Linked DNA regions of Homo sapiens: region 2 is linked to region 1. Evidence: chromatin loops called from intact Hi-C (ENCODE). Cell type or tissue: OCI-LY7. All regions are shown on one strand. Links, peaks and the distances in the headings refer to the core of each region. The heading gives the core; the rest is flanking DNA.

The links. Hi-C counts contacts between places; a loop is a spot of excess contacts. Peaks named below come from ENCODE experiments on the same cell type or tissue, not always from the same donor. Only the 100,000 strongest peaks of a DNase experiment are listed, where the experiment ranks them.
Region 2: it touches region 1 in a loop (3-fold over the local background); 8 of 110 quality-filtered maps call a loop at or near these places.

What each region holds. Positions count from the first base shown.
Region 1 is chr10:96,634,970-96,650,361 of GRCh38, reverse strand. PIK3AP1 (phosphoinositide-3-kinase adaptor protein 1) reads left to right here. Exons shown (of 17, transcript NM_152309.3): 7 at 1,507-1,703; 8 at 4,700-4,889. Among named protein-coding and RNA genes, the nearest start is that of TM9SF3, 56 kb to the right of the region's middle. RefSeq lists an enhancer at 4,821-4,890. In OCI-LY7, for the core only: CTCF peaks have their summits at 6,254 (motif pointing right), 7,192, 9,114, 9,313 and 1 weaker place; DNase peaks (open chromatin) are centred at 7,201 and 9,311; H3K27ac peaks cover 2,364 bases.
Region 2 is chr10:96,687,008-96,702,399 of GRCh38, reverse strand. The region is part of intron 2 of PIK3AP1 (phosphoinositide-3-kinase adaptor protein 1); the gene reads left to right. Among named protein-coding and RNA genes, the nearest start is that of PIK3AP1, 26 kb to the left of the region's middle. RefSeq lists enhancers at 1,039-1,128, 1,189-1,308, 1,899-1,948, 1,557-2,057 and a silencer at 6,842-6,891. In OCI-LY7, for the core only: a CTCF peak has its summit at 11,005; DNase peaks (open chromatin) are centred at 5,128 and 6,909; H3K4me3 peaks cover 4,705 bases; H3K27ac peaks cover 5,236 bases.

The sequences.
Region 1 (15,392 bases), core at 2,647-10,646:
TGTGGACACCACCGTTCCTTCATGCCATGGTTGCACTACACAAATGGGACCCAAGTCTCTGGTTACCTTCTGCCTACGTTCCATCCTTCTGTAGTCTAAGAGAACCATAAGGGTGAGTTTACATGACTTTCGAGGCCTTCTCCTGGGGGACTCTCTTTCGTATTGCCTCTCCCCATTTTCCTACTATGGAATGTTCTTGCAGCACTTTTGTAGATGTGACTATTCTCTATTAAGTTTGGGGCTTAGAAGAAAGTATTTCATAGCCTGACAATTTGAGATCCTGGGAATATTTTCAGACCCTTCATTCCAAGGTCATATTTGGAATAGAAGGCTGGGTTTGTCATGTTAAAAAATATACATTTGTATATAAATGTATGTCTATAAAGTTGTTGGGCTTAAAAATAAACGTTTATGAAAAAAGAGATTTGTCCCCAGCTCCGCAAACACAAACATGTCCATTTTCTTGGTTGAGTTTAACTTGCTGTATTCAGATGTCAGTAGGTGGAGGGGGTCCGTGGGGACCCAGCACCTCTCTGGAGTACTTTGCTTTTCACCAATTAGAGAGTGAACTGACGTCCTGGTGGGGCTTGTGTGCATTAAGACCAACATTCAAAATCTCTCCTAAATAGGAACCCTGCTGAATACTATCTTACTTATCCTCCCAGGTCCTTTTGAGATAGTCTGGAAGTATTTTCTGGTTGAGAACTAAAGGCAGCGGAAAGTCTAAGGAACATACCCAGGATTACTTGGTGTACTTATCATGAAATTAGGAATAAGGGCTAAGAGGATGAACTGCTTTCTTTTAATCAGCACGAAACAATAGCTTTAAGAAATACATGCTCTGAACTTTGCAGAGAAGTTCAAAACATGATTCCTATTGTACTGTGTGGCTGCTAGTTAAGCCTTTAAACAAACCCGGCACATTTTGAACTGGTACTTTTTCTCAGGATTCTCCAGTCCTGTTAGAGAAGATGGTAGGGTATTCATTATTAGATTTGCTAATTAATTAAAATGTTATGGCCGGGTATGGTGGCTCATGCCTGTAATCCCAGCACTTTGGGAGGCCGAGGCAGGTGGATCACTTGAGGTCAGGAGTATGAGACCAGCCTGGATAACATGGTGAAGCCCCATCTCTACTCAAAATACAAAAATTAGCTGGGCGTGATGCACAGCTGTAATCCTAGCTATTTGAGAGGCTGAGGCGAGAGAATCACTTGAAACTGGGAGGCAGAGGTTGCAGTGAGCCAAGATCGCGCCACTGCACTCCAGCCTGGGTGACAGAGTGAGACTCCATCTCAACAAAAAAAATTATGTCCTCTGCATCTGAGGACATGATCTTCAGTGGTGTCCTGAAGGAAGCTGTTAGATGTTAGGTCAGTCAATCAATAAGTAATGGCTGAGTGCTTTCTGTTGCCATGCTAGTCTTGGCAGCTTCATCTCCATGAACAAGGGCACCCTGTGCCTTTATTTTTATCTGCCTATTAAGTTTTCCTTGATAATTTTCAGATCAGAGGGATGAAGAGCTGCCCACCCTGTTGCATTTTGCTGCGAAGTATGGACTGAAGAACCTCACTGCCTTGTTGCTCACCTGCCCAGGAGCCCTGCAGGCGTACAGCGTGGCCAACAAGCATGGCCACTACCCCAACACCATCGCTGAGAAACACGGCTTCAGGGACCTGCGGCAGTTCATCGACGAGTATGTGGTAAGGTCAAGGCAGGAGGGGCCCAGGATTGGAAATGCACTCTGTGGTAGTATGGCTGCCCTTTCACCCAAAATACGAACAGATTTTATCTCTAGCATGTCCTCATGTACCTCTTCTGGCCATGGGCAGTATGTGTGGGCTTAAGAAATGAGGTCTGGAGTCACATGGACCTGGGTCCAAATTCCTGTACCAACACTTGTTAGCCTTGTGACGTTGGGTAAGTCACGTATCCTCTCTCAGTTTCCTAATATGCAGAAGGAAGATAATCATAGTTTGAGTCATAGAGTTCTTTTGAAGGTAAAAGGAAATCATTTCTATTAAGCACTGAGGTTCACCCTCACAGAATTTACAGAAACCTTTATAGAGTGAATCTGCTGAAGGTAGAGGCTGATCATCTCCCCCCACCTCCTCACCTGCCTCCAGGGCACCATGGTGGGATGCTCCTAGCTGCCTCACCCGCCTTCAGGCCCCGGTGAACTGTATTAGGCTTGGTTTCTTCTTCAGCAGAAACCTCAATAAAGCTGTGCACCTGGAAAGGCATCAGGGCAGCAACTCTAAGGCCCACCTCCTGCTGACAGCCTCGCTCTCTCTTTCTAACCCCCTGCCTGGGTCCCATGTTAAGACAGGCAGGTATGCCCAGTTTATCTGATCATCTGGTTTGGGGCCCTCAGCTCCTCCTCAAACATTGACTTCTGGGTCCTTCTTTGAGGCTGATCGCACCCCACGTCTACATCTTATTCCATGCCCCAATATTGCCTCTGATGCCTAGGAAGCAGCTGCTCTTCCTGATCCCAGTCCCTCGTGGTTTTCCTCCTTCTTCACAGACTCCCAGAGGGTACCTGAGAATAGCTCAGCCTCTCGCATGGGGCTGTGACCTCACAGGGAGCAATAAACACAGCCCGGTCTTGCTCTCGACCTCCAGACAGGACAGAGCCTGATATCTCCCCAGAAACTTAACTCTCTGCTCTGTGTTGGAAAATCTACAAGACAGTGATTCACGGAGGCACAGAGGGGACTTCCCAGTGTTTACAGGTGTATAAGTGTTTTGAATAAAATGGTGTGAGTCCTTTTTTTTGGGCGTCACTGACACAAATAAGTCTAAAAGGTGCTCTCAGTCTGGGTGTATTTACTCAGTTTTTTCTTAAAGTCACAAATGTACCAAATGTAGCATTTCATTTCCATGCCAATAGTTTTTATTAATAACCTACTGTGTTCATAGTAGTAACTAGTATTTATTGAATGTATTTGATTTGAAAATGTATTATCTCATTTAATCCCCACCACAATCCTTTGAAGTTGACAGTATTGCAAGCCTTACTTTACAAAAGAGGAAAACGGCTTAGAAAGGCAAAGTCACTGTGCTTAGGGCCACAGACTATTCAGGGCAGAGACAGGATTTGCACCTAGTTTGATACTGAAGCCCGGGCTTGTTATCCTGTTGTATTTAACTGGGATGTTTAAAGATGCACTTTCATTTTGTGCCGAAGTCAATCTAGGTCATACCATCTTTGCTTTCTCCCTGTGGTCACCTTCAACCGATGCAGCTTCAGCATTGTGACCAAAAGACTGTCCCTTTGTGTTGCTTATGGCCTCTTAGAACTGTCCCATTTCCTTTTTTCACCACATCAAAACCAAAGGTGAGATCTGGAATCTCCAACATTTCACAGCTGTCATCTGTTTTATTGGGTCTCGTGAGGAAACTAACGAAGTGTCAATAAAAGATTAGCTATCTTAGGGTAGTGGTGGTGAAAATGAGGATTTTTGTGGGTTGATGCTGAAATAAGGATTGTGAAACACCAAAGTTTCTTACCAGGAAAAGTTGTGCAGAGGTTTCAGGGAAGTCACCTCTCTGGCTTCACAATCACATGGAGGCAGGATGGCAGTGGGAGGCAGGGGAGAACCTTTCTGATGTCAGGACACTTTATCCAAGATCATCTCTCCTTTTGGGCACATAGGACATAAAATCGAGGCTGGAACCCCTGGAAACTGTCAGGGTTCCTGACAGTTTGGAGGAGACTGCTGAAGGAACAGGGGCTAGTGTGCCAAGCTGCGGAGTGACCTCTGACTACACACAGGGCGAGAACACCTTAGCTGCATTCCTGTTCAGCTCATTTGAATTTCTGCGTGGCTAGTCAGTAAAGGTCACACCTTCTTGTGTCATTTTTTTCCCTTTGGAGGAACCACTAGGGTGTAGAAGAAGTATCAGAAATCAGGATTGCAAGCCCTTGAGTAAGATACTAGATTTTTGTGAGCTTTGTTTTTCTCATCTGTAAACTAGAGAATATTATACCTTTCTCAAGCAGTAGTGGAATGGATTACAGGAGATAGGGTATAGGCAAATACCTAGCATTGTACCTGACATTTAAAAGGTGCTCACGGGAAAGTATTTTTTTTTTTTTTAGACAGAGTCTTGCTCTGTTGCCCAGGCTGTAGTGCACTGGTGCGATCTTGGCTCACTGCAACCTCCACCTCCTGGATTCAAGCAATTCTCATGCCTCGGCCTCCCGAGTAGCTGGGATTCCAAGCGTGCTCCACCATGCCCGGCTAATTTTTGTATTTTTAGTAGAGATGAGGTTTTGCCATTTTGGCCAGGCTGGTCTCGAACTCCTGACCTCAGGTGATCCACTTGCCTTGGCCTCCTAAAGTCCTGGGATTACAGGTGTGAGCCACCACATCAGGCCATGGGAAAGTAATTTTTAATTTGTATCCTCTGGTCAGTGGACATTTAACGAGTATTTCCTGAGTGCCTAACTCTGTGCTTAGTGTTGTAGGAAGATACGAAGATTAAAACAAAAACGTGAAATAAACTAAAAAAGGTGGGAAGCCTGGCCTCAAGGAGCGTTCAGTCAGGTGGGAAAATACAAATACACACAACCAGTTGTAATCCTGACTCATGGGAGCCTTTACTTTGCTGGCCACAAGTGCCTTCGGGGGCCAAGTTCCACCCGGAAAGTCAGGCTGCCTCAGGGCGCCGTGGGCCTCATCTTCTCTTTCAGGAAACGGTGGACATGCTCAAGAGTCACATTAAAGAGGAACTGATGCACGGGGAGGAGGCTGATGCTGTGTACGAGTCCATGGCCCACCTTTCCACAGACCTGCTTATGAAATGCTCGCTCAACCCCGGCTGTGACGAGGATCTCTATGAGTCCATGGCTGCCTTTGTCCCAGCTGCCACTGAAGACCTCTGTAAGTAGCACAACCCAGTTCTGCTTCCACCTTTCTGCTGAGAAACAGCTTTTTTCATTCCGGATGAAGATGGCGCGGGGCAGTCCCTATGTACCCTCACTTCACCCCAGAGAGATGAAGGTCCTGTTTTACACAAAGCTAGGGCTGGAGTCATGTGCTGTGACAAGCAGAATTCTTCTCCAAACTTCCTCTGTTATGACTGCTGGGAGAGTTTAAGCAAATATCTGGAAGTCAGAATTGATGAACTCATTGCCTCGTGATCTGAGAGGCCAAATCAGTGGCTCTCAGCCCTCAGTCTCCAGGGGTCCTTTTTATAACAAACATTTTCCTACTCTGACATGAGGTTTATGTATTATATAACCTACCTACATATAAAATTCTCAGAAATCAAATATACTGCCCTAATTGAAATAGGAAAGAGAAATTAAAGAAGAGGACATACTCAAACATGCCTGCACCAGAAGTCATGACAAAAGAGTCAGATGCAGACACACTCAGAATCACGGTCAACGGCTTCAAACATTGACTGACACGTTTGCAGTCTTGGTGGCTCAAATGATGGGAATAATGTTGGCATTGGCACCTGGATTTTCCTAGATGGTGAACAACTCTTTATGATTTCCTTTCCATTTTCATAGAAATTGAATTTCTAAAAAATTAAGTGTTTGCAAAAATAAGATGTGTTTATATGTGAAACAGTTTAGGTTCTAGGCTCAGAAAATAATAAGCAGATTTTTTGGGGGGCGAGGGGTAATTTGATTTTATTGCATTAATATATAGTAAGCTTATTTTCAAAATATCATTCTTCAGGATCATGATTTTTCTTATAAACTGTCTAACAAACTTTGCCCACTTTTTATTATCTTGTTTTTTCCAATGCAAAAGTAATGCCTTTTGACAAAAGTGAATGAGCAGTAGAAGTTCCCCTCCAACACCTAAACTCAAAACAAAATAGGAATCTTTAACTGAGTTGAGAGAAGTTCTGTGACTTGTGACTCCCAGCCAATATGGCATTGGTAATAATTAGTAATAAAATGAGGTATATTTGTCTATATTTTTGCTTATATCTGCTGACATTAAATTTAAAAATACAGACATACTTGTACATATACACAGATATGTAGAAATATACACATAGGTATAAATATGTATCATACGTACTTTTTAAAACTTATGTGTATGTCTAGGGAAATATTTGAAAGTCACGAGGGACATGAAACATCTCTTCATTGGGCAGGGCTGTCCCACACATAGCAGGATGTCTAGGGTCCTTCCCCCTTTTCCTAAATGCCATCTCCTTGGTGACCACCCAAAATACCCTCATAGATTTTCCAAACGCCCCCAGGGGGCAGTGCCACCACCCTTGAGAACCGCTGATCTGGGTAACAGTGGATCTGATCTCCACGCACGTACTGGAGTTGAAGCAGGAGACCCACACAGCAGGCCCTCTAAGAGGCTTATTCATGTGTTACCATCATTCGCTACCAAATGCTAAGCATGCGGAGGCACCACCGGAGACTTAGCCCTCCTTCCCTCTGGTTTTCATTAATAGATTCAAGGAAGAGAAGTATCAACCAAGGTATCAGCATTATGGATGGGGGAATTTCTGGAATGGGCTATATTGAGTGTTACAAGCCTTCAGCCTGAAAAGAAGACAGTAGGGCCCTGGGCCCACAGGGAGGCGGGCCTGACTTTCCCATCCATGAACTCATGGAAGAGCAGGCACCAACAGGATGCCTTGGAGAGAAGGCATAGGTTGGTCAGAGGGCCAGAGGCAGTCTCTGATGCCAGCAGGCCTTTGACACTGACCCCAGAACCTGCAAGATGTGGTCCAGAGGTTGTTAGGTGTTTGCCATTCAGATTGGGTGCTCCTTTAGGGGAAAGAGCAATAAAAGCTCCTCTCCGTCACCTAACTGGGAGGCTTAGAAGTGCTGGTGGAAGCTCTTCCAGAATGAGCTGTGCCTTGGCATGGATGTGGGGAGAGAAAGCACCATCGCTACCATCCACACCCTTGATTTCGGACCTGAAGTCCGAAAGCTACCCCACTAAGATGCTTTTCTTACCTGCACTTTACAAATGGGGAAACAGAGGCACAGAGGGGCTGAACATTCCCAAAGTGTCACAGCCAATCAGTGATAGAGCCCAGATTTGAATCCAGATTTCTCTGTCATTAGGACCATATTCTGCAGAAATTGTTATCCAACACCATGCATTTTAGTCGTGGTTCCTTTTGGAAAAACCATCTAGCCTCTATAGCCTTTCTTCCCCTATCTGCAGCTCCAGATATTGGATAACAAAGCAGCCTCTGGCGCCCCCTAGCCTTGCCCATCATCCTATCCATATACCTAATAAGCATGTCTGGAGCATCTAGTACATTTCGGTTACTGATGTCTTCTGGGTGTTGGAGATACAGGCGGGGAAGTGGGTAGGACCCAGTCCTTTCCATTGTGGAATAGGGACTCACTCACAAAAGAACACTTGGAGAACCACCAGTACCCACTTGAATCTGGAGACTGCATCATCCTTTCTGCCCTGTGTCTTTGCTATGAAACTACTGGACAATTAAAGAATGCCCTACTTTATTGGCAGTTTAGTGTTGACAGAGCCTTACACTTGCTGTCCCCCTGGATGTTCTAACACATGCCATGCTCCCACCACAGCACTGGAAACCTGCAGGGAATGCCACAGGTGTCTCTTCCATTATTCCTGGTCTGCTGGGCCCCTCACAGCAGGATCAGTGAGGTTTACCAGGGCTTCCCAAGGCAGCAGTGTGCTCTGGAGCTAGCCTGGTTTGTAGCCAACTGGCAACTTGTGAAGTCACCCGGGCCAGGGGGCTTCTGGATGCCGTGTAGCTGGAAGGAGGCTACCAGCGGGGAGGCAGCCTGTCAAATTTGGCTACTTTTTGCATGGGAAAAGGAAACCCACCACATTTTTCTTTCTTTTCTTTTTCTTTTCTTTTCCTTCCTTTTTTTCTTTCTTTCTACCTTTCTTTCTTTCTTTCTTTCTCTTTTTTTCTTTCTTTCTTTCTGTTTTTTTTTTTTTTTTTTGAGACAACATCTGGCTCTATTGCTCAGGCTGGAGTGCAGTGGCACAATCTCAGCTCCCTGTAACCACTGCCTCCCCAGCTCAAGCCATCCTCCTACCTAAGCCTCCCGAGTTACTGGGACTACAGGTGTGAACCACCATGCCCAGTTAATTTTTTGTATTTTTCATATAGATGGGATTTTGTGATGTTACCCAGGCTGGTCTTGAACTTGTGAGCTCAAGCAATCCGTCTGCTTTGGCCTCCCAAAGTGCCGGGATTACAGGCGTGAGGCACCATGCCCGGCCCACATTTTTCATTTCCCCAGTTATGTGAACTCTGAATTTTCTAACTCTAGACATGGTTTGGTTTGTGTTTCTGTCTCTGTGGCGTCAAGTTTAACCTTGAGAATGATCGCTTACCTCCTGGCTCAGAAGCAGCAGCAACTTGGACCTGGGGAGGAATAATTTATTTTACTAACAGTGGCTCTGTAGGTGACAAGGCAGCTTAATTCATAAAGAAGTAGGATAAAGGACAAACTGCTAAATCTAAAATGCGTATTTGCAGCACCGCCCAGCAGAATAATAACTTGGAACATCTGGCAGCCCTTTAAAAGTCCATGGACTGCCTGTATCCCCGTGATCTCATCTGACCATCCCAGGGTTTAGTGAATAGGATGATCTCCATTTCACAGGAAAGAAAACTAAGGCTCCAAGATTTAGTAACTTACTTAAGTCCCATCAAGGGAGGACTGGATCAGGAATCTGTGTCTTCGAATTCCCAGGAGGCAAATCTGTCTGCTGTCCCACTGGAATGTAGGGCTCTCCTGGCCTGCCCTTCTAGGGTCTGCATTTGTCAGCCCTGAGAGGGACACTTACACAGGAGCTATTTCTAAATGTCTAGATTGCCACGTTTATCAGTGCCCCACCATTGACTGTGGTAACCCTGGAGGCTGAAAATAACCATATTAAGGAAATTAGGCTGTGTTCATTCACTCACTTGCTCACTCACTGATTCGCTCACAGGACAAACAGGCTTTAGGGTGGCAGGCTTTAGGCCACTTTCAGATCACTGCTTTGGAGATCACCTAACTGTTGTTGGGACAAATCTTTCTGACTTGAGTTTGGGAAAGGGGTGGTAATGAGGTTGCTTCTCCAAAGAGAATCCAAGGCAACCACCTGAGTTGGAAGCTTATAGGGGAAGCTCCCAGTGTTAATTGAAATGGGGCTGGAGAGAGGTGTTGGGTTCTGACCCTGAGATTGTACAATTCTGCTCCAATCTCTTCTTCCCCTGAACTTGCTTGCGTGGGTGTATACATGCACACGCACACACACACACACACACACACACACACACACACACACGGCACACTCACAAGTCTTTAGTTTAGATATGCTGCCACCAGGTGGTAACTACGTGTCTTGTTATCAAACCTTCAGCTTTGCTCCCAATTCTCTTAAGAATTTTTTGATCAAGGCCCCACAGATCAGCCGGGCATGGTGGCTCATGCCCGTAATCCCAGCATTTAGGGAGGCTGAGGCGGGAGGATTGCTTGAACCCAGGAGTTCGAGACCAGCCTGGGCAGCATAGCAAGATCTCGTTTCTACAAAAATTTTTTTTTTTAAATTAGCAGGGCGTGGTGGCACATGCCTGTGGTCCCAGCTACTCAGGAGGCTCTGGTGGGAGAATCGCTTGAGCCTGGGCGTTCAAGGCTGCAGTGAGCCATGACTGCACCACTGCATTCCAGCCTGGTAACAAAATGGGACCCTGTCTCAAAAATTAAAAAAAAAAGACCCCACATATTTAAAGCATCAACCTTCACACCTTATTATGTAAGAGATAAAATGTCTTTATTAAGGACAAGCTTATGCAAACATTAAATAAAACTCAAGGCAAATGTCCGTGGGTGTTTTCACTATCTCCTCATCTTTTTCTCACTTAGTTCTTTGTCCCCTGCCCTTACCTTGGAGAATGATATGGTAGTCCTGGTGGTCCCTGGACCTAGGTAATTAATTTTGTGTTGAAAGCTTGCCCAGTGACTGGTCACTTCTCTGAGGCTCTGGGTAGAATGGCCTTGGGGGGGCAGTTCTGGGAGGCCCTTGTCCAGTCTGTTTCCAGGGTAATCTGCTTTGTGGGTTGTAGCTTTGCTTCAATACCCGAGAGCCTCATTTTTCTTCCATAAAGCGAAAGGAGCGAAAAGAGAAAGGCATTATCATCTTGCCGTTAGAAACTGCAGACTCACTAATCAATCCCAGAGGACTGTTCTGCTTCATGTTACCCCTACATTGAACTTTTCTTCTGAACCCCTGATCCCTACCTCATGGTTCTGTAGCTCAAGTGTTTATGTAGTGGAGAGCTGACTTAGCTCTAGCTAACTTGCCAGCTTCCCTTAGCAACCTCCCTGGTAACTGGCATCTTTGTAACAGATCATTTCCAGCAGTGTTTTCTTTACCTGAGCTCTCTGATTACAGCCCCTCTCTGCAAGCTGGGTTCCATCTGAGCTGGGGGCACACTTGGGGACTGTAAAGGACCTCACAGCCCAGCCCTGTAGGTCTGAAACCAACTGAAGGACAATTTGTATGCAAAATGACTACATTACTGGTTTGCTTATGAAACATACTGTCTCTCCTATCTGCATCCTTTTCTCTCAGGAGCCTCCCTCCCTGTGACTGCTGAGGCTCTGTCATCCTCCTGCCATCCCTTTTGGCAAGATTCTGGCGAGTAGAGCCAAGAGATGCTTCAAGGCCCGTGGGCCTGGGTGCACAGCATGAGTTCTTACCTGCAAGGACAGAACCCACTGGGGAGCAGGGAGATGAGCTCAGTGTACCTCTTGACTTCCTGTTGCTTTTTGCTCCTCCATAAATACAAGAACTATGTTGGGGACATAGGGACTTAGTGAAAGCACACTGGATTGAATGTTTTAACATTTAAAGATAAAATCCCCATCGACAGCAGCAACCTTGCTCCCCTCTGAACCTGCACAGCTTGCAGGTCACGCTTACCTTGGGACACTGCACACACATCCCCTTGGGCTCTAGTTATATACGTGCTTCTCTGGTTACCCTCTCCTGGCCTCGATAGGAAGCATGTCTTACAGCTTTGTATCATCCACAGTGCCTATCCCAGTGCTGTACACAATAGGTGTTCAGCGATTTCTTGAATTTGAGCTACCAGAAAATAAGATGTAATTCTCGACTTTGTGGGTGGAATAGTGTGTCAGTATTCCAGTGTAAAGACCTCACCCACCTGATAGGTGGTACTGAGACATCTGTTAGGTGTCCCCGAGTGTGAGACATCTCAGGGTGGCAGTAACTCCATTGGTCACTACAAGCTGCCTTTTCTTTCATGTTCCCTTGCATTTGACTCTTCCTTCTGCCTAAATTGCCTTTCTCTTTTCTCGGCTTGAGAAATGCCCAGATTCCTTCACAAAGCCCAAATGCCTTCATATTCATGTGTTCATTTGTTTTTCCTTTATTAGTTCGTTCATTCATTCATTCAAAAATATTTTTCAAACCTCTCATGTGTTTAAATCACGCTGTGCCAGGTGATGATGAGTCAGTAAACAAGCTGGCATGAAACTTGCCTTTCAAAGCTTACATTCTAGTGAGAGAGCTGAATATTAAACAAAAACACCACATAACTGAATATATAACCACAAACTGTGACAGTGCTGTGGAGGAAAAAGACACTGCTTTGAGAATGCAGGTGGGACTGTGTTCAGGTGGGCTACCGCGTGCGACTCACTGCACAGCACCACAAATGCATCCCATAGACTCACTCCTGCATGGCAGAGGGTCTTTGTGCTTGCCAGGGGTACTGTACTGAGGCATTTGTCTGCATAAGAAAACCACAGAACTTGTTTGCAGCTTCTCCTAAACTATTTATCCGCAGCCCCTTCTTCATTGCCAATGCCAGCCATCACTCATTAGCCCTCTAATTTTACACTGCTATTCGTGTGTGTGTGTGTGTGTGTGTGTGTCTGTGTGTGTGTGTGTCTGTGTGTGTGTCTTAGTCCGTTTTCTGTTGCCATAACAGAACACCATGGACTGGGTAATTTGTAAAGAAAATAAGTTTATTTAGCTCACAATTCTGGAGGCTGGGAAGTCCAAGAGCATGGTGCTGGCATCTTGTGCATCATAACATTGTGGAAAGTATTCACATGGCAAAAGGGCAAGAGCAGGAGAGCCAGAGAGGTCTTGCTATTACAACAAAGCTACTCCTGTGATAACAAACCCACTCTCACGATAGCAACATTAATCCATTCATGAGGATGGAGGGATTAAGTTTCCAACACATGAAATTTTGGGGCACACATTCAAATCATGGCACTCTGCTCCTAGCCTCCAAAATTTGTGTCCTTCTCACATGCAAAATACATTCATTCCATTCCAGTTGCCCCAAAACTCTTAACTCGTTCCAGCATCAACTCAGAAGTCCAAAGTACGTAGCCCAAAGGCCTCAGAACCAGGAAGCTGATTGTGTAACTCTCAGTCTGAGCTCGAAAGCCTGAGAACCCAAGGGGAGAGCAGCTAGTGTATGTCCTGTAGTCCAAAGGGTGGAGAGCCTGGAGTTTGATGTCCAACCAGGAGTAGAAGAGTGTATGGCAGTGTATGCCAGCCCCTGGGGAGAGACCAGTTTGCCTTTTGTCTGTTTTTGCTCTATTAGGGCCCTCAGCTGATTAGATGATGCCTGCCTACCTTGAGGGTGGATCTTTTCTACTCGCATGCTCCTTTTCTGGAAACACCCTCACTCTAGGTATTTCCTAATATAGTCAATTTGGCACCCAAAATTGACCATCATAGGCCACGCATGGTGGCTCATGCCTGTAATCTCAGCACTTTGGGAGGCCAAAGTGGGCAGATCGCTTGAGTATAGTAGTTCAAGATCAGCCTGGGCAACATGGCGAAAACCCACTTCTAAAAAATTTTTTTTAAATTAGCCAGGCATGGTGGTGCATGCCTGTAGTTAAGGAGGCTCAGGTGGGAGGATCGCCTGGGAAATCAAGGCTGCAGTGGGCCGTGATTGCACCACTGCACTCCAGCCTGGGTGACAGAGTGGGACCCTGAATCAAAAAATAAAATAACTATCACAGAGTGTGTGTGTGTGTGTGTGTGTGTGTGTGTGTGTGTGTGTGTGATTGTATATCTCTCCCACATCTTCCTCTCCCTCTTTCTTCCATCCCATTAATTCTTTAGGGTACAGAAAAGCTAGACTTTCTTACTGACATGGTCAGTCAAACCATTCTACCTGGAGGCAAACTGACCCATTGTGTTCCAGGTTCTCTTCAAATGTTTGGCTACGATGCTCCTTGCTCTAAGGCTCTCTTTTTGGCCACAAAAGATTCTTGCTGGAGAAAAAAATTCTTTTGGCCTACTTTCAGGGTTTGAAAGCCTTTCTAGAAGAATAGTCTTTCAGTAGCTGACATTTCACTGTGTTATATACTCACTTGGTTTTCTATTAAATTAACAGCATATAATCTGGATGGAGTTTCCACTGCAGCTAAGTGGTCTGTGTCCCAGGAGGAGTATCATATGGGTGTCTTTGAGAATTCACTATTGCTGTTGATTCATTCTTTAATTAAGTGCCTGCCTGGGTGTTCTCTCACTGTTCAAGCTTCTTGCATTCCAGGAGTGGGTTCTTTCTGGCTGACTCCTCAAGTACAGTGCAGTGTGACTCTATAGCTGGCTTTTCCAGAAGGAGGCTGTGGCCCCAGAGTCTCCTTATCATTGTTGTTGTTTTTCTTTGCTGAAATGAAAGAACTTTGCACTTTCTCCTCAGACCGGCAGGTTTCAGTACATGTTGGTTTATTTTTAATTTGCAAGTCATGAAGTTTAAGTGCTTGGGATCTGAAGTACAAGCCCTGAGCATCCAGGAATGCAGGGATTTGTTCTGATTTCCCTCCCAAAATGCTCTTTGTCTAGAAACAGACTCCCTTCACTTAACAGAGTTTTCTGTGTAGTTCACTGTATGCCCGGGTTATGTGTACATGTGGGGTTGTCATATTTAGAGCCTGAGAGGGTTTTATCACTCATTAACTCCAGGTAACCAGGTACCTTTTAAAAAAGTGTTATTACAAAGATAATATGTGCTACTACCAGGACTTAGTGCCTAATTAGGTATGGAAAAGAGCATTTTAAAAATAATTTCACATGCCAAGGCCAGTTGGCCAGTATTTTTTTCTTTTATAATTTTTTTTAATTTTTGTATTATTTTATTTATTTATTTATTTTTTCTGAGACGGAGTCTTGCTCTGTCACCCAGACTAGAGTGCAGTGGCACAATCTTGGCTCACTGCAACCTCTGCCTCCCGGGTTCAAGCAGTTTTCCTGCCTATCCTCTCTTTAGCTGAGATTACTGGTGCACGCCACCACGCCTGGCTAATTTTGTTGTTGTTGTTGTTTGTTTTTAGTAGAGACGGGGTTTTACCATGTTGGCCAGGCTGGTCTCAAACTCCTGACCTCATGATCCACCCCCCTCGGCCTCCCAAAGTGCTGGGATTACAGGCGTGAGCCACCGTGCCCGGCCTAGTTTTCTTTTTCTTTTTTTGAGATGGAGTCTCGCTCTGTTGCCCAGGCTGGAGTGCCGTCGTGCAATCTCAGCTCACTGCAACCTCTGTCTCCTGGGTTCAAGCAATTCTCCTGCCTCAGCCTCCCAAGTGGCTGGGACCACAGGCGCCCACCACCACACCCAGCTAATTTTTGTATTTTTAGTAGAAATGGGGTTTTGCCATGTTGGCCAGGCTAGTCTTGAACTCCTGACGTCAGGTGATCCTCCTGTCTTGGCCTCCCAAAGTGCTGGGATTACAGACATGAGTCAGCGCACCTGTAATAAATACTGGCCCCAGTTGGCCAGTATTGAGTGCCTGGGTGCTGTGTTGAAAAGGACAGAAAGAATGCTATGATTGGTAGTGATGTTTGCCACGAAAATGGAATAGGGGCACGGAGGCCCATGTATGGCATCTGCTGTTCCTGGTCTACAAAGATATTTATGTTCAACTAAAGATTTTTAAAAATCATTTTCTTTATAATATAAATGGAAAAATCATTTTTGGGTAACTTCTTTTAAGGCAGTGCACATCTAGAGACTCAATAATGTCTATATCAGAACAAGGCTACCCAGTTTGTGTGTAAACATGATGGACTCACTTGAGTGTGCCCTAATTTCTGTCCTCTCTTTCCTTCACTGGCCCAGTATGGGAAGGAAATTCATGGCAAGCTGACTGTGCCTGATGCTTGGGTCCCTCTTGGGAGGCAGAATAATGCCCCTGAATCTGTATGTATGCTAGGTTACATGGCAAAGGAGAATTAAGATTACAGATGGAATCAAGGTTGCTAATCAGCTGACTTCAAGATATGGAGAAAATCCTGGATCACCTTGGTGAGCCCAATATAATCAAAAAGGTCCTTAAAAGTGGAAGAGGGCGTCAGAAAACAGACCAGAGAGACGGCATCAGTGGGAGGACTCAGTTCAGCTAAGCTTTC
Region 2 (15,392 bases), core at 3,091-11,090, 52 kb before region 1:
AGCCTCCTGAGTAGCTGGGACTACAGGCACGTGCCAACACGCCCAGCTAATTTTTGTATTTTTAGTAGAGATGGGGTTTCACCATGTTGGCCAGGATGGTCTCGATGTCTTGACCTCATGATCCTCCCGCCTCGGCCTCCTGAACTGTTGGGATTACAGGCATGAGCCACCGCGTCTGGCCTGAGTTTATTCATCTTAAAACTGAAAGTTCAACTCTTTGACCAGCATCTTCCCAAGTCCCCTTCTTTACCCCTGTCCCTGGTAAACACCGTTGTATTCTCTGCTTCTATGAGTTCAACTTTTTTGGATTCCACATATAAGTGAGATCATTCTGTATTTGCCTTCCTGTATCTGGGTTATTTCACTTTGCATAATGTCCTCCAGGTTCATCCACATTGTCACAAATGGCAAGATTTTCTTCTTTCTTATAGCTGAAAAATATTCCATTGTGTAACTTTTCTTAAATTTAAAAAGAAACTTTTTTCTGAAATAATTTGTGTTTGTCATAATGTTAAAGAAGAAAAAAACCCCTGTAAGTTCTAATTTTTCCCCTTTTATAAATAATATTGCAATAAATGTTCATACAGCTTCATGCCTAAATCTTTGTGAATCTCTGTTAATTTCCTCTGGATCATACTGCTATAGAGTCCCCAGAGACAGGGTTGCAAGCCTGCTCTTAGCATCTCCCCACCCTCCCCCATGCAACCTGAATCTACCGCCTTCCTTACTGCTATTTATTTTATTTTATTCCCTTTATGCTTGGTTCAGTCTGTCGTTTACATTTGCAGTTTCTCTTGCAAGGATAGTCGTATGGAGAATGTGTACCCTCCTCCCCTCAGGGAAATAATTCATAAGAAGATGAATGGTTTTTATGACAGTTACCCTGTGTAATGCATCAGGTGTTTTACATGTATTTATTCCTCCCACAACCCCAAGTGCACAGATGGTTTCAGCGCCATTTTGCAGATGAGAAAACTAAGGTTCAGAGAGGTTAAATGATTGGGGTAAGCACTGGAACTCACTTTGGAACACAGGGCCTTTGGGCCTAGAAAGCTTACACTTGGCCTTGCTTCTCCCCTAAGTCTTTCCTCTCCACCCTCCTCTTCCACACTGAGATAAAGAATGAAGAATGCTCAAGGAAGAGAAAGGATCAGAGAAAATGACGCTTCCCTGAGTGCTCCAGGCCATAAATTTCCAAGTCAGGCTGAGCATTGGCAATTTCCCTGCACTATGTTTAAAATGTGGATACCTGGGCCCCACCCCAGACCTACTGAATAGGAATCTCTAGAGGTTTGTCCTGGGAATATGAATTTGAAAAAGCCTTCAAGTTGGTTCTGCTATGCAGCCCAGCTTTGAGCTTTGCTCCATGCCTGGTGTCTTGTCTTTCGGTTTTTGGGTCACAGGAGCCCGCGGTAGCTCAGGCCCTGTGGTCTGTTATAGGCTATTATGGGCTGTTATGGGCACAGTAGTCCCAAGGGGCTCAGAGCCTGGCCTTGGCGCGTCACAGGCAGCAGCCCTGAGAGAAGAGAAGGGAGTCAGACCCTCTGAGCAAAGGGGAAGTTGCTGCGCTCTGCTCGGTGTCGTGGCCTCGCAGATGGTAAGTCATGGACGACTTCTGGGGCTTATGGGGCACTTTGCAGGACTGAGGGGAAAATCTAGGCTTGGATCTCTTGAAAGCAACGATTGTGGTGCTGCTGTCCTGGTGCCTTGTGCCTGTGGGCTGTTGGGTTGCTCTTTCTCTGCTGTGGGTTAAGCCACTCTGCAATTGCCTCCTCCAGGATCCTCCTTAAATACCCCCTGCTGAAGGACGCTTTCTTTTTCTCTTCCTTTTTGAAATGATCTTTTTGATTTGGGGAAGAAGATACCCAGCTGGGATAGTGAAATCCTTCCAATGTCACTAAAAAGCTACAGCCTGTCCAAGAGTCACTTGGGGTTTCCCCTGCCTGATACCCTAACTGCCTTGCGGAATCAGGGGTTGTTCACACTCCTAACTGTGGGTCACTGCCTGCTGCTCCTGGAATAGTTAACGAGGACTAATGCCTACAATAGATTTTGTGCCCATGGAAATTTTCCCCTGAGCCTTCAGAGTCGCCCAGGATTACAGTTTTCCTGCAAAGCCGAGAGATCTCGGTGGGGTGGTAAACTCGGCCTCTCCTGCCGCTTCGGCGGCCACCCAGAGAGGGCCTTCTCCTGTTCGCGTTACACTTTCATGGTCCCTCAAAGAAGTGTCTGCAAGTCCCTATGTCAACTGTGTTTGGTGAGCCACGGGGAAAAGGGAGTCACGAATGCTGAAATTTCCGCTCGTGTGAGAATTTCAAGTTTGCACCTGTCTCTGTCTGAATTTTCTAATGTATGCCAGAATGGAAACATCAGATGTAGGAATTTTATCGGTCAATTTCTTACCCTGTTGTTTCAGTATTTTTTGCATCTCACTTCTCCTGGCACTATTACTAGAAGAGAATAGTAGAATTCAGGAGGGACCTGACATCTGTGTTACCCTCTTTCAAAACCCTTTTATCGACATTATTTCATTTGGCCTGTGCAGCTTCCCTATAAGGCAGATGTTAATGTTATTTCCGTTTTAAAGATGACAGAAACAAGGCCCAGGCAGGTTCAGTGACTTGCCCAAAGTCACACACCTGCTTTTCCATTAGGGCTAGGATCAGGGTGAGGGCCTCCTGTCTTGTAGTCCAAGGCCTGGTTATTGCCTTATGTAGAAATCAGAGCCAACTGTTCATCTGATGGTTATTTATGGAGCATCTATTATATTCTCAAGGCCCTGTGTTGGGTGCTCAGTTAGAGCAGGAAAGACAGTCACTGCTGTGATGGTGTCTACATTCAAAACCAGCGCTATCCAAAAAATGTATAATGTGGGCCATATGTGAAATTCAAAATTTTTTAGCAGCTGCAGTAATTTAAAAAAAGTAAAAAGAAACAAGTAAAATTAATTTTAATGATATAGTTTATGTAATAATATATCTAAAATATTCTCTTATTGATATATAAGCAATGTAACAATTACTGAGATATTTTACATCTTTCTTTTATATTTGAAATTTAGTATGTGTTTTATAGATAACACAGATTTCGAATGTTCAGTAGCCATATGTAGCCAGTGACTGCCATATTGGACAGTGAAGCTCAAAAAGAATGTTTACTTTTCAGAGAATAGGAGCCATCTATCAGTTAATAATTTAATTTTAATTTTTTTTTTTGAGACAGAGTTTTGCCCTTGTTTCCCAGGCTGGAGTGCAGTGGCACCATCTCGGCTGACTGCAACCTCCACCTCCTGGGTTCAAGCGATTCTCCTGTCTCAGCCTCCCAAGTAGCTGGGATTACAGGTGTGCGCCACCACGCCTGGCTAATTTTGTGGGGTTTTTTTTTAGTAGAGATGGGATTTCTCTATGTTGGCCAGGCTGGTCTCAAACTCCCGACCTCAGGTGATCCACCCACCTTGGCCTCCCAAAGTGCTGGGATTACAGGCGTGAGCCACTACGCCGGGCCTAATATTTTAATATTTTAAGTGTTAAAAGTACACTTCTTCTAGTTTCTTCACTCATTCATTTATTCAGTCATTTCAAAGGTATTGAATGAGCATCTGCCAGGTGCTGGAATGTTGTATAACACTGCTTTATTTATTTTACTTATTTATTTATTTATTTATTTTGAGACAGAGTCTTTCTCTGTCACCCAAGCTGGAGTGCAGTGGCATGATCTCTGCTCACCGCAACCTCTCCCTCTCAGGTTCAAGCAGTTCTCTTGCCTCAGCCTCCCGAGTAGCTGGAATCACAGGCATGCACCACTGCACCCAGCTTAGTTTAGTTTAGTTTAGTTTAGTTTTTAGTTTAGTTTTTAGTTTAGTTTAGTTTGGTTTAGTTTAGTTTTAGTTTAGTTTAGTTTAGTTTAGTTTTAGTAGAGATGGGGTTTCACCATGTTAGCCAGGCTCGTCTCAAACTCCTGACCTCAGGTGATCCATCTGCCTCAGCCTCTCAAAGTGCTGGAATTACAGGCGTGAGCCACAGCGTCCGGCCTATTTTTTTCTTTCTTTCCCTCACTACTGACCTCTTCTTTCTTGTTTTTCCTTCCCACTCCCCCCTTCTTTGTTCCCTTCTATATTTTGTCACCTGTTTAGCTTTGTTCCCAAGCTCCAGAAATACAGTGTTAGTTGAGACAAAATTGGCTTTGATTAACAATAGAGTTTCTGTCCTCGAAATGACAGCTTACCATCAGAACTAATGAAACGGAGCTCCTGGCAGCCTTTGTGAGGACAGAATCAAACCAGGGTGCTCGTCTGCCCTTCAAAAAATAATGTTTGGCCTTGGGCCCAGTTAAATAGATTATTGTTGCATCTATGCAATGGAATACCATCCAGACCTCAGAGAGAACCAAGCAGTTCTCTTTGTGTTGATATGGAAAGTCTGCCAGGATTTATAAAAAGAAAAAACTAAGATACAGAAGAATGTGTATAGTATAATGTGATTTAGGTATGTTTTAAAAAGAAATATATTTATGTTGGTATATGCATTACTTTTTTTCCTGAAAGGATATACAAAAAACTGTTGATAGTGGTTACCTTTGGGTGGATGGAGGACATTTGGAACTTTTTGTTTTAGACATTTCTCCAGTGTTTTAATTTTTCTGTGTTCATGTGTTACTTTTTGTTGTTTGTTTGAGACAGGGTCTTGCTCTGTTGCCCAGGCTAGAGTGCAGTGGCACCATCATAGCTCACTGAAGCCTCAACCTTCCAGGCTCAAGCGATCCTCTCATCTCAGCCTCTTGAATAGCTGGGACCACAGGCATGCACCATCATGCCCGGCTAATTAAAAAAAAAATTTATTTTGTAGAGATAGGATCTCACTATGTTGCCCAGGCTAGTCTCGAACTCCTGGACTGAAGCAGTCCTCCCCTTGTCCTCCCAAAGTGTTGTGATGACAGGCATGAGCCACCACACCCAGCCTGTTTTACTTTTAGTTAGGAATTTTGAAGAGAAAAATGATAGACTCTAGAGGAAGATGTTGGGCTTGCACTCAGATAATCCAAGTAGGGTACACTTCAAGTTAAGTTCGCGTGTACAGACCTGGTGGCCTTTTTCCTTAGCTTCATTAGGGTGATGTGATAAGTGGAAGCAACATGGTATTGGTTTGTGTTATTGCTGTAATGACTGCACCGTCACTCACTCGGGGTGGGCTAATACCTATAACGAGAGAACAGCTACTTATCACGGAGTCATATTTTGACTCTTGTCAAATTTAGGCTGATGTCTTCTTAGGTTACTACAATCTTTATGACAATCAGTAAGAGAATAAGGGTGTGTATTTCCAGATTACAGAAACTGGTTGAGCCACCTGAGGCAATTCACTTGGCCACTCTGTATCTATTTTTGTTCTCTTTAAAATGCTTATGGGAAAAATATGTTGACATCTCAGACATTTACAACCATGAAATTTCTTAATTCCAACTATGTGTGATTTTACATACCTTGCATTTCATTACTGGGTCTCGATCTAATATTTTTCCAAATCCTATCAAGGTATGGTAGTGTATTCACTTCAGCTAACAAATTATCCTTCACAATAGAATTTTAAATGAAACTTTAAATGCATTAATAATAACTTTCTGTTTATGGACATTAGCTCAAGTTGAGTCTTAGGAGTATATCACATTATACCATTATCTGTGTGGATATGAAGGAATGTATGTATTTAACATTTTACATGTACTGTTTACTATGGTCTGCATGAAGATTTATGCATGTGGGTTCATAGAAAGATAATGGGGGCAGAGGAAATGGGGGTAAATATGCATTACAGAATGGGTTTGTTAATTTCCCTGTTATTACAGGATGTTTTCGCAGCTTTTCAATTTGGTTTCCACCAGCCATTCACATGACCCAGAGTAGGTCTGAGATGGCCCAGGAAAGAGGATGATTTAATGCCTTAAATGATTCTTGATCTGCCCATTGGAGAAATTATTGAAACCACAATAGGGCTTGTCATATGGTCTTCATTCTGGGCAGAAAATTTTCAGTTTCAGCCAGTTTGGTAAAATTTAGACTGAAATAGGACAGTTGGTTTTCTAAGACACAGAAAAATTAACAAAATCAGTAATTGATCAAAATTGCCTGTTCTGTGGGGAAAAACTTGGGGACTTTTAAAATTTTCACTGTTTACGTTTAGAAAAACAATACTGGTCTCTTACTGACAATGTTTTATGTGTGGTAGATGCCTAGTAAATGGTGGTTGGATGGATGACTGGAGGAGTGAGTATATTCATGAGTTATTATCCATTTTCCTAACTCTTGGGACCATTTTGAATGTCCCAGTTGCAGAAAAGATGTCCCTCCCATGAGCATCTTATGTAGAGGCTTGATGCCCTTTGGATTGTCAACCATTTCCATGGAGCAAATTTGTCTTCGGTAACATAGGGTGTTTCTAAACAGAAAATTACTCTTCAAGTTCAAACAGGAGCCTACACAGCACATGTATTTTTCTGTGTCCATACTTAAAAATGTGCCAGATACAACAACCTGTCCCACAGAAGAATTAAGTATGCCAGTCTAGGAGCTAGTTAACAATTGGAATTGTTAGTTCCTTGGGATATGTATAGGTCTGTCTCTGCAGAGATTAAATTGGCTGTGTCTTTTTTTTTTTTTAAAGGAGAGCATAAAAGTGAGGCAATCTATAGAGTTTTGGAGGAAACCTCTAGAATTGGGTTAGTCATTTTGGGAATTCCTTGGTACTTTTTCTTCTGGGTTTATAACTTCTGAATATGTGCATCTTCTCCATCACCATTAAGAAGTCAGACCATCTTAGGTTCTTATTTAAGAAAATGCTGGTTGAATATGCCTATTTTGTCTACCAGCTTGCCAGTTTCACAGACTGCTGGTTTACTCTCCAACATCTGATAACACAGGAAATAGCGGGGGAGGCTGATGATGAAATGAAAATGCTCTACTTTTAAATTAGACTAAAATAAGTTTCTTTTTACATGTACAGCTAATGTTTGAGGCTGTAGTTGCAGTTAAAGCTTGCAATAAGATAGGAAGGACGTTCATCATAACTAGCAGATAGAATAATATTAGCACTAGCAGTTGACTCGGCTTTTAGAGCATGTGAAATGTGGGAAAACATTTCTGTTGCAGGATCTGGCATTTAGTATTCCAAACAGAACCAACCTGTTAACTTGTTCTGAACCAGGGTTTTCCTTTTATTTTCTAAAATTTTCTGAATATCCTTGCTCAAAGCCTGAGTTTGTTGCCAGAAAAGATCTCTGACTGTGATTGTGTTTTTGTGTTATAGATTTTTTTCTGGAAAAATGTAATGCTGAAATAACTGTATAGTTATTTGGCAGACTAAATATTTATTTTTATTTTGTAGTCACTTGAATTAGGAATCCCCGTAGGTTATAGAAATCCTTTAAAACAGTGTTTTGCCCTAGTCTTTCCCATGGTCCGGGGCATGCATGTGATTAAAACTTGCCCATACTCTGCAAAACAATCTAGCTTTAGAGTCTTTGATGGGGAAACAGAGGCAAGAAGCCATTGAGTCAACAAGATGGAAATATGGAATATGAACATTAGAAAAGGGCCAGTGCAGCACTTTGGGAGGCTGAGGCGGGAGGATTGCTTGAGCCCAGGAGTTTGAGACCAGCCTGGGCAATATAGCAAGACCTCCATCTCTACAAAAATAAAGTAAAATAATTATCTAGGCGTGGTGGCATGCACCTGTGGTCCCAGCTACTTGAGAGACTGAGGTGGGAGGATCGCTTGAGCTCAGGAATCCAAGACTTCAGTGAGCTAGGACAGCCCCACTGCACTCCAGCCTAGGCAACAGAGGGAGACCCTGAAAAAAAAAAAAAAAAGAAAGAAAGGAGGGAGAGAAGGGAAGCGAAGGGGAGGGGAAGGGAGGGGAGGGGAGGGAAGGGAAAAGGAAACTTTGGGATCATCTGGACTAATCCCTTTAGTTTAAAATGAACAAAGTAGGACCCAGAGGGGTTAGATGACTTGCCCAGTATTACACAGTTAGTGGCATAGATGAGACTGTAAATTTATGTTTATATTCATCAAATATTTATTGAGTTTATGGAGTGTCTGCCATGGGTGCAGCACTGTGCAAGATCCAGGGGAGACTTGATGAAAAAGTCAGATGCACCCCCTGCCATTGTGAAGTTTATGTGTCCTAGCAGGAGAGGGACACTAAACAGTGTTACCCTATTACTTAATGCCAGGAGTATCCAGAGGTATGAAGGATGCTCCCTTTGAATCATAAAGCAGACCTGAGATATCATGGGGGCCTCTTTGATAGGTCCTTACAGCATCCTTTAAAGAAAAAAATGACTGTCCTGAGCAACCATCTTGAAAAAGAGAAGAAAAGGCCCAGCTTGTAATTATGGCAAATGTTACATGCTTGGCTATTTAATGGTATCCTAGAGCCCAGGTTAACTATGGCTTTCAGGCAGGGCAGTCATTTTTTCATAGTAGTAATTAGGACTATCTAAACTTTTAGAGTAGCTTTATTCAAGCACTTAATTTTAAAATTAGCATTTTACTTCTTAAGTTTGTAGACAGCAGTGATGCTGATGTGCATATATTAATATGTTCCCGCAGTTTGCAGATTTTACATTCTAAATGTGTGTCTGTTGCAAAGTAATAAGGATCAATATAAAATTCTGCACAGAGTCCAACAGTTGCACAAGAACAGGATAAAGGGATATGTATTTTAAGAGTAGCATATGTAAGATCTGGTGGCTTTAGTTGAAGACATGAGTCAACAGAGCAATGTCACTTCCAAGAAAGTGTTACGTGAAGGTTTATGAACAGAAGTATTGGCATCAGAGAAGAAGCTCTTCCTCTACCCTGCATTTGTCAGCTTATCTGGAGAAGTATTCAACATTTTAGTGGCAGGCTGAACGAGGAGTACACACACAAATCATCCATCCATCCATCCATCCATCCATCCACTCATCTATCTATCCAACTATTCATCTTTCCATCTATCCATCCAGTTATCCATCCGTCTGTCCATCTGTCCAGCCATCCATTCATTTATTCGCCCATTTTGTTTATTGTCCCTTTAACAGAATGGAAGCCTCCCTCAGAAGAGCAGGGTGGGGTGGGAAGTTGGGGGGATTGCTCACTGCTGTCTTCCTGGGGCCTGTAACAGTACTTGACATGGCAGGCCCTCAATAAATTGTTGAACGACTGAATAGAATGAATGTGAGAATTTCAAATTCTGTCAGATGAGAAATAGTTGAAGGAAGTGAACTTGTTGTAAAGAAAAGTTTTATTGGAGCCACGAGAACTATCAGAGTTTTGAAGGCCTGTCACATGGAAGAACAGAGGGGCAGGGCCTTTTCTATGTTTCTACAGTGGACAGGGCAAGGAGCAATGGATGAAAGCTGCAACAATGGCAGGAATGGCAACAAGGCAGGTTTAGGAAGCCCTCATAATCTGAAGACAACTGATCCTGGGAAAAGCTCATTTAAGGTAGATACAATTAAGCCTGGGTTAAAATTTCATAGTAAATACAAAAATAAATTCTTGATTGGGACTTTTATTTTGAAAAACAAAACTGAACATTAAGAAAATAAGTTTATTTATTATATTAACACAGTTTTGATTATAATTTCAGCTATAGGCTAATTCTGCAGTCAAATGCTCTGCCACTGAGCTATACCCCTTTTATAGGCTAATTCTAAAACCCCACAAGGACTAAATCAATTGTTGTTAGGTTTTGTACAGGAGGGTTTGAGTACATTTTTATGACGTAATTTTATGCTAAAACAATATAACATTTCTTTCTTTTCTTTCTTTCTTTCTTTTTTTTTTTGAGATGGAATCTTGCTCTGTCAGAGTAAGCTGGAGTGCAGTGGCGATCTCGGCTCACTGCAATCTCCAGCTCCCTGGTTCAAGCGATTCTGCTGCCTCAGCCTCCCAAGTAGCTGGGATTACAGGCATGCACCACCATGCCCAGCTAATTTTTATATTTTTAGTAGATATGGGGTTTCACCATGTTGGCCAGGATGGTCCCTATCTCCTGACCTTGTAATCTGCCTGCCTTGGCCTCCCAAAGCGCTGGGATTACAGGCATGAGCCACTGCACCCAGCCACAATATAACATTTCTTAGTTCACATTTGATTTTTTAAAACAGCTGTATTGAAATATGATTCACAACACATTTGACCTTTACAATTTTCTTAAGGCCTCCTCTTAACCACCATGTGATCTTATTTGATTTTGATTATTGGAAAGCATCTGTATGGGTTTTCTTCTGTCCAGTAGGTAACCTCTCTAACTGTCAGCAGCTTTACTTGTGATACAGTTTTCCAACATCACTTTCATCAACTTCAAAAAATTTCTCTTTTGCAAAATCTAGAATTACCCTGTAAAACCAAATCACATTGCACTCATAGTTTATTGTGGAGAAATCTTAAATCTGGGAGAGACTAAGCAACAAAAATATGACCTGATGGATGAAAACATGCACCAAGATTAAGCAAGCAGAGATGTTTAAGTAGGGACTGATTTCATAAATGAGCATTTTTTTGTTAGTAAATAATTTTATGTTATAAAACATTTACCTTCCCAATGTTACCATAACTATGGGAACTTGAAATAGGAATACTCAGAAAATGATAAGAGTTAGGAGCCACTAACATGGGTTAAGTGTCCCAAGCTTCACTTCACCAAGCAAAGAATGAAAGGAATGAATATCCTGGCACGTCTGTAATTCATTCTATTGGTAGACCAGTTGGGAAATTCTGCCATCAGTGATGGAATCCTGAGTTAAAACAATCCCGATGGGCTGGAACACTGGCCCCAGTCCAACGTATAACATTTAACTAAGTTAAGTGTTGAATTATTGCAATTAGGTCCCAAGCCTTGCCCACCACCTCCCCCATCCAAGAAAAACATAAAATAAAACCCAACTGTACAATCATAGCATGGCAAAGGGAAAGGCTTGGCTTCCACAGTTTACATGAAAAACAGCTCAAGTTCTGAGGTGACCACATGCTCAGTATGAATCAGCAAGGGGGCACAATTGCTCTAAGGTGCATCTTGAGTTTCCCTTGCGAACAGTGGCCATATAGCAAGATATAACATCCTTTCTTGTATTATACACAAACTCCATTTACCCATCTGGAGTTGCTGTTTGCGGGAGGTGGGGAGAGTGGGGAGTTAGTTTGAGGGTTTCGGGGAGGTACAGACAAGCCTCAGCTGTCTCCATGTGAGGCCTGCTTTGAAAGGCTAATGTATTGCTTTGTGCTTGTTTGCTTGGAAGGAGGGAACTCCAACCTGGGAAAAAGAGGAATTAAGCAAGCTATGGGCAGGGAACGGGTGCAGTTGGTCCTCAGAGATACCTGGAGCCAAGGACTGGAACTCCCTGGAGTTACCTCTTCACTTCTCATTTCTATGTCTCCGAATATTGGCATCATTCTCTCTGATGAGTCATCTCCAAGAAGAAGAATTACAGCCCCTAGGAGCTTCCATACCTCACGTCTTCCAACTCCAGCCCTAAAGAGGAACCAATGTTTATTTTCTCTGGCCCAAAATTTAAAAATCTCAGGGTAGGATCTAATTGATCAGGTGCCTTACTCTAGGCTGATTAACTGTGGCCAGGAGATTAGAGGACTATGATTGGTCCACTCTGGTAGCCTGGAGTGTGGGCTTTCTAAAAACTTGGCAGCTGCCATTCACACCACTTGGTGAATGTGGAGGGGTCAAGATTTTCCCAAAAGGAGATTGCTGTTCTTATCATGCGACACAAAGATGAGCGATCTGGACACATGCCTGGGCCTGAGGAATAGAGAAAGAACGGGGAGTGTTTAATTTTGGACTTTTGGGCTGGGTGCAATGGTTCACACCTATAATTCCAGCACTTTGGGAGCCAAGGTGAATTGTATGAGCCCAGGAGTCTAAGACTAGCCAGGGAAACATAGTCAGATCCCATCACTACAAAAAAAATAAAAAATTAGCTGGGCATGGTGGTGCACACCTATAGTCCCAGCTACTCAGGAGGCTGAGGTGGGAGGATCACTTGAGCCCAGGAGGTCAAGGCTGCAGTGAGCTGTGATTGCACCACTGCACTTCTCTCCAGTATGGGTGACAGAGCGAGACTTGGGGTGGGGTGGAACTGAGGGACAGAGGCTCAGCATTGACAAATGACCTGCCCAAGGATACTCAACTGGTTAGAATCAAAAGCCCCAGGCCTCCAACACTGAACTCAGAGTTTCATCCTCTATACTTTGCTGTCTTCCTAAAGAAGAAAATACCAAGGAGATACATGATAATTACCTTCAAACACGTGAAGGACTTTTATGCGGAAATAAGCACAGTGTAGTCTGAAGATGCTCTGAAGGGCAGATTAGGATTCCTGGACAGTAGTAACAGAGAACAGAATTCTACTAGATTTAAGAGAGAACACTGACACCTGGAATGGCCATGTCAGGCAGGGCTGGAGGCTGGAGGCTGGATCCTGGGCACGTGGCTGCTGCATTCTTTCAGGGGAGAGGTGCTGTGGGCCTGCGCTGAGCAGGGGCAGTGAGTAAGGAGAAGAAGGAACACTTTGGAGGGGTAAAAAGCAGACAGGACCAGCAGGACATGGTGCATGATTGTGGGGTAGAGGGAAGACGGAGAACTCAGTGGGTGAGTTCAGTTCCTAAGCATGGAAGTTGCCTGCTGTGGGACTGGCATGTACATAGAATCTGCAAAATAAGAAAGGGCTTTCAATGGGGTGGACAGTTGAAAACTTCATGGAGAGGATGACACTGAAAGAAAGGATTGGATTTTAAGAGGGTTGGATTTTTTTTTTTTTTTTTTTTTTTTGAGACAGAGTCTTGCTCTTGCTCTGTTGCCCGGGCTGGAGTGCAGTGGTGCGATCTTGGCTCACTGCAAGCTCCGCCTCTTGGGTTCACGCCATTCTCCTGCCTCGGCCTCCTGAGTAGCTGGGACTACAGGCGCCCGCCACCACGCCCAGCTAATTTTTTTTTTTTGTATTTTTAGTAGAGACGGGGTTTCATCATGTTAGCCAGGATGGTCTTGATCTCCTGGCCTCATGATCCGCCTGCCTCGGCCTCCCAAAGTACTGGGATTACAGGTGTGAGCCACCACACCCGGCCAGGAGGGTTGGATTTTAAGAGGCATCGGTAAGGATTAAAGGGAAAGACATCCCAGGACGAGGGAACTCCATGGGCAAGGCACAGGGAGAGGAAAGCACAGGATGCGTTTGCATTTGGGCTGAGAAGTGGCCTGAGTCTGGGATAGTGGGGAAAAATGATTATGAAGGTTATATTGAGTCAGTGGAAGAAGAACCTTCAACATCAGGATGTGGTAAGAGCCTTACCCATTTTATCTCAGAGGGCCTTCTGTTGCCTGGGACAGCAATGTGACCAAAATGGCATTTGGAGAAACTATGGAAATGGTCCAGCTAAAGGGCTATCTCTTGTTCTTTAGTCGGTTGGATGTAGAGATAAGCACATGTAGATCCTACCTACGTGAAAGATGGGGGGTGGGGGTAATGCGTATTTTAATTAGCCAGATCTAGCCACTTTATGATGCATGCATATTTTCTTTTCTTTCTTTCTTTCTTTCTTTCTTTTTTTTGAGACAGAGTCTTGCTCTATCACCCAGGCCTGGAGTACAGTGGCATGATCTCAGCTCACTGCACCCTCCGCCTCCTGGGTTTAAGTGATTCTCCTGCCTCAGCATCCTGAGTAGCTGGGACTACAGGCATGTGCCACTACGCCAGCTAATGTTTGTATTTTTAGTAGAGATGGGATTTCACCATGTTGGCCAGGCTGGTCTCGAACTCCTGACCTCAAGTAATCCACCTGCCTCGGGCTACCAAACTGCTGGGATTATAGGCGTGAGCCACCGCGCCCAGCCTAATGTGTGCATATTTTTAAACATCATGGTGTACATGATAAATATATGTAATTTTTATGTTTTAATTAGAAAATTAATTTTAGAAAGAAATGAGAGCCATGTTATAAACATTTTCTGAGGAATATATCATAGCACATTTCCATGGCCTCGTATTTTATTGAGATAGTATCAAGTGCTAAGTTCCTGTGACTTATCCTCGCCCTTTGATTCTTATCACCAACCCCCTTTACTATCACTATTTATGAACTTTAGAGGGCTCAGGTGGTGTGTTTTTGCAAGGCCTCATCTTCATCCTGGGTGGGGAATGACATTGGCTGGGAGGAGCAAAAGGCCCTGAAGTGCCTGTCGAATCAACAGTGAAAATGCCATGAGGTGCTTGTGGGTGGGTGGGTGAGTTGTTTGTCCCTAAATCTGCAGTAGCCCCCTGGCACATAAACATAACGTTGAAGAGAAAGAGTGTGCTTACTCTGCCAAGGCTTCTTCAAGGGAAATTTCCTGTCCCCCACCCCTTCATGCCTCCCCATCAGATTTGCTCCAAACCAGCTCTGTGAATAAGTCACCCTAACTAGCTTCCCAACCGTTGCCTACCCAGATGCCACTCCAGGCTCAGGCCTTAGGATAAAGCAGGGACAGGGCTGATGGCAGAGAGGGATGGGCAGGCTCCATGTGCAGTTCATGCGGAGGAAGGAAGAGCAGTGGTGAGTTCCACAGACTAGGAAGGGAAGGAAGGGTGGGTCTAGTGTTTACATGCTTCCCTGAGTTGTGGAGGAAGTTAGTGCACAAGGTCTTTAATGCAGGCATGAGGGTGGTTAGGGCCTCAACGGATGGTGGCCTTGGGATTAGAAAGCAAGAGATACGTGTACGAGATTTAGGAGGGAAATTCAATGGGAAAAATAGAGAAAGCGGGACAAGAAGATAAGATTTTGAGCGTGGGTGACTGGAAGAATGATGTCACTGACAGAAATGATAGTCTACAGGGGCAGCTAATTTTGGAGGAGGGTTGGGCATTCACTCTCAGGAGTGCTGATCTGGTAATGATTACACAACCCAAAATCACTGCAGAGTGGACATTTGGAAGTGTGAGATTGGCACTCACGGGGTGGGCCTGGACAAATGGATGTTTTTCTTAATTCACTATTTATCAAACACCCACCATGGACCAGGCTCTGTGCTAGGGATGCAAAATCAAAGAAGGCTCCAATTCATCCTTGAAAGGAGGAGATCTTTTTTCTTTTTTTTTTTTTTTTTTTTTTTTTTTTTTGAGATGGAGTATCGCTCTTTTGCCCAGGCCGGACTGCGGTGGCGCTGTCTCGGCTCACTGCAAGCTCCTCCTCCCGGGTTCACACTATTCTCCTGCCTCAGCCTCCCGAGTAGCTGGGACTACAGGCGCCCGCCACCGCACCCGGCTAATTTTTTGTATTTTTAGTAGAGACGGGGTTTCACCGTATTAGCCAGGATGGTCTCGATCTCCTGACTTTGTGATCCACCCGCCTCGGTCTGAAAGGAGGA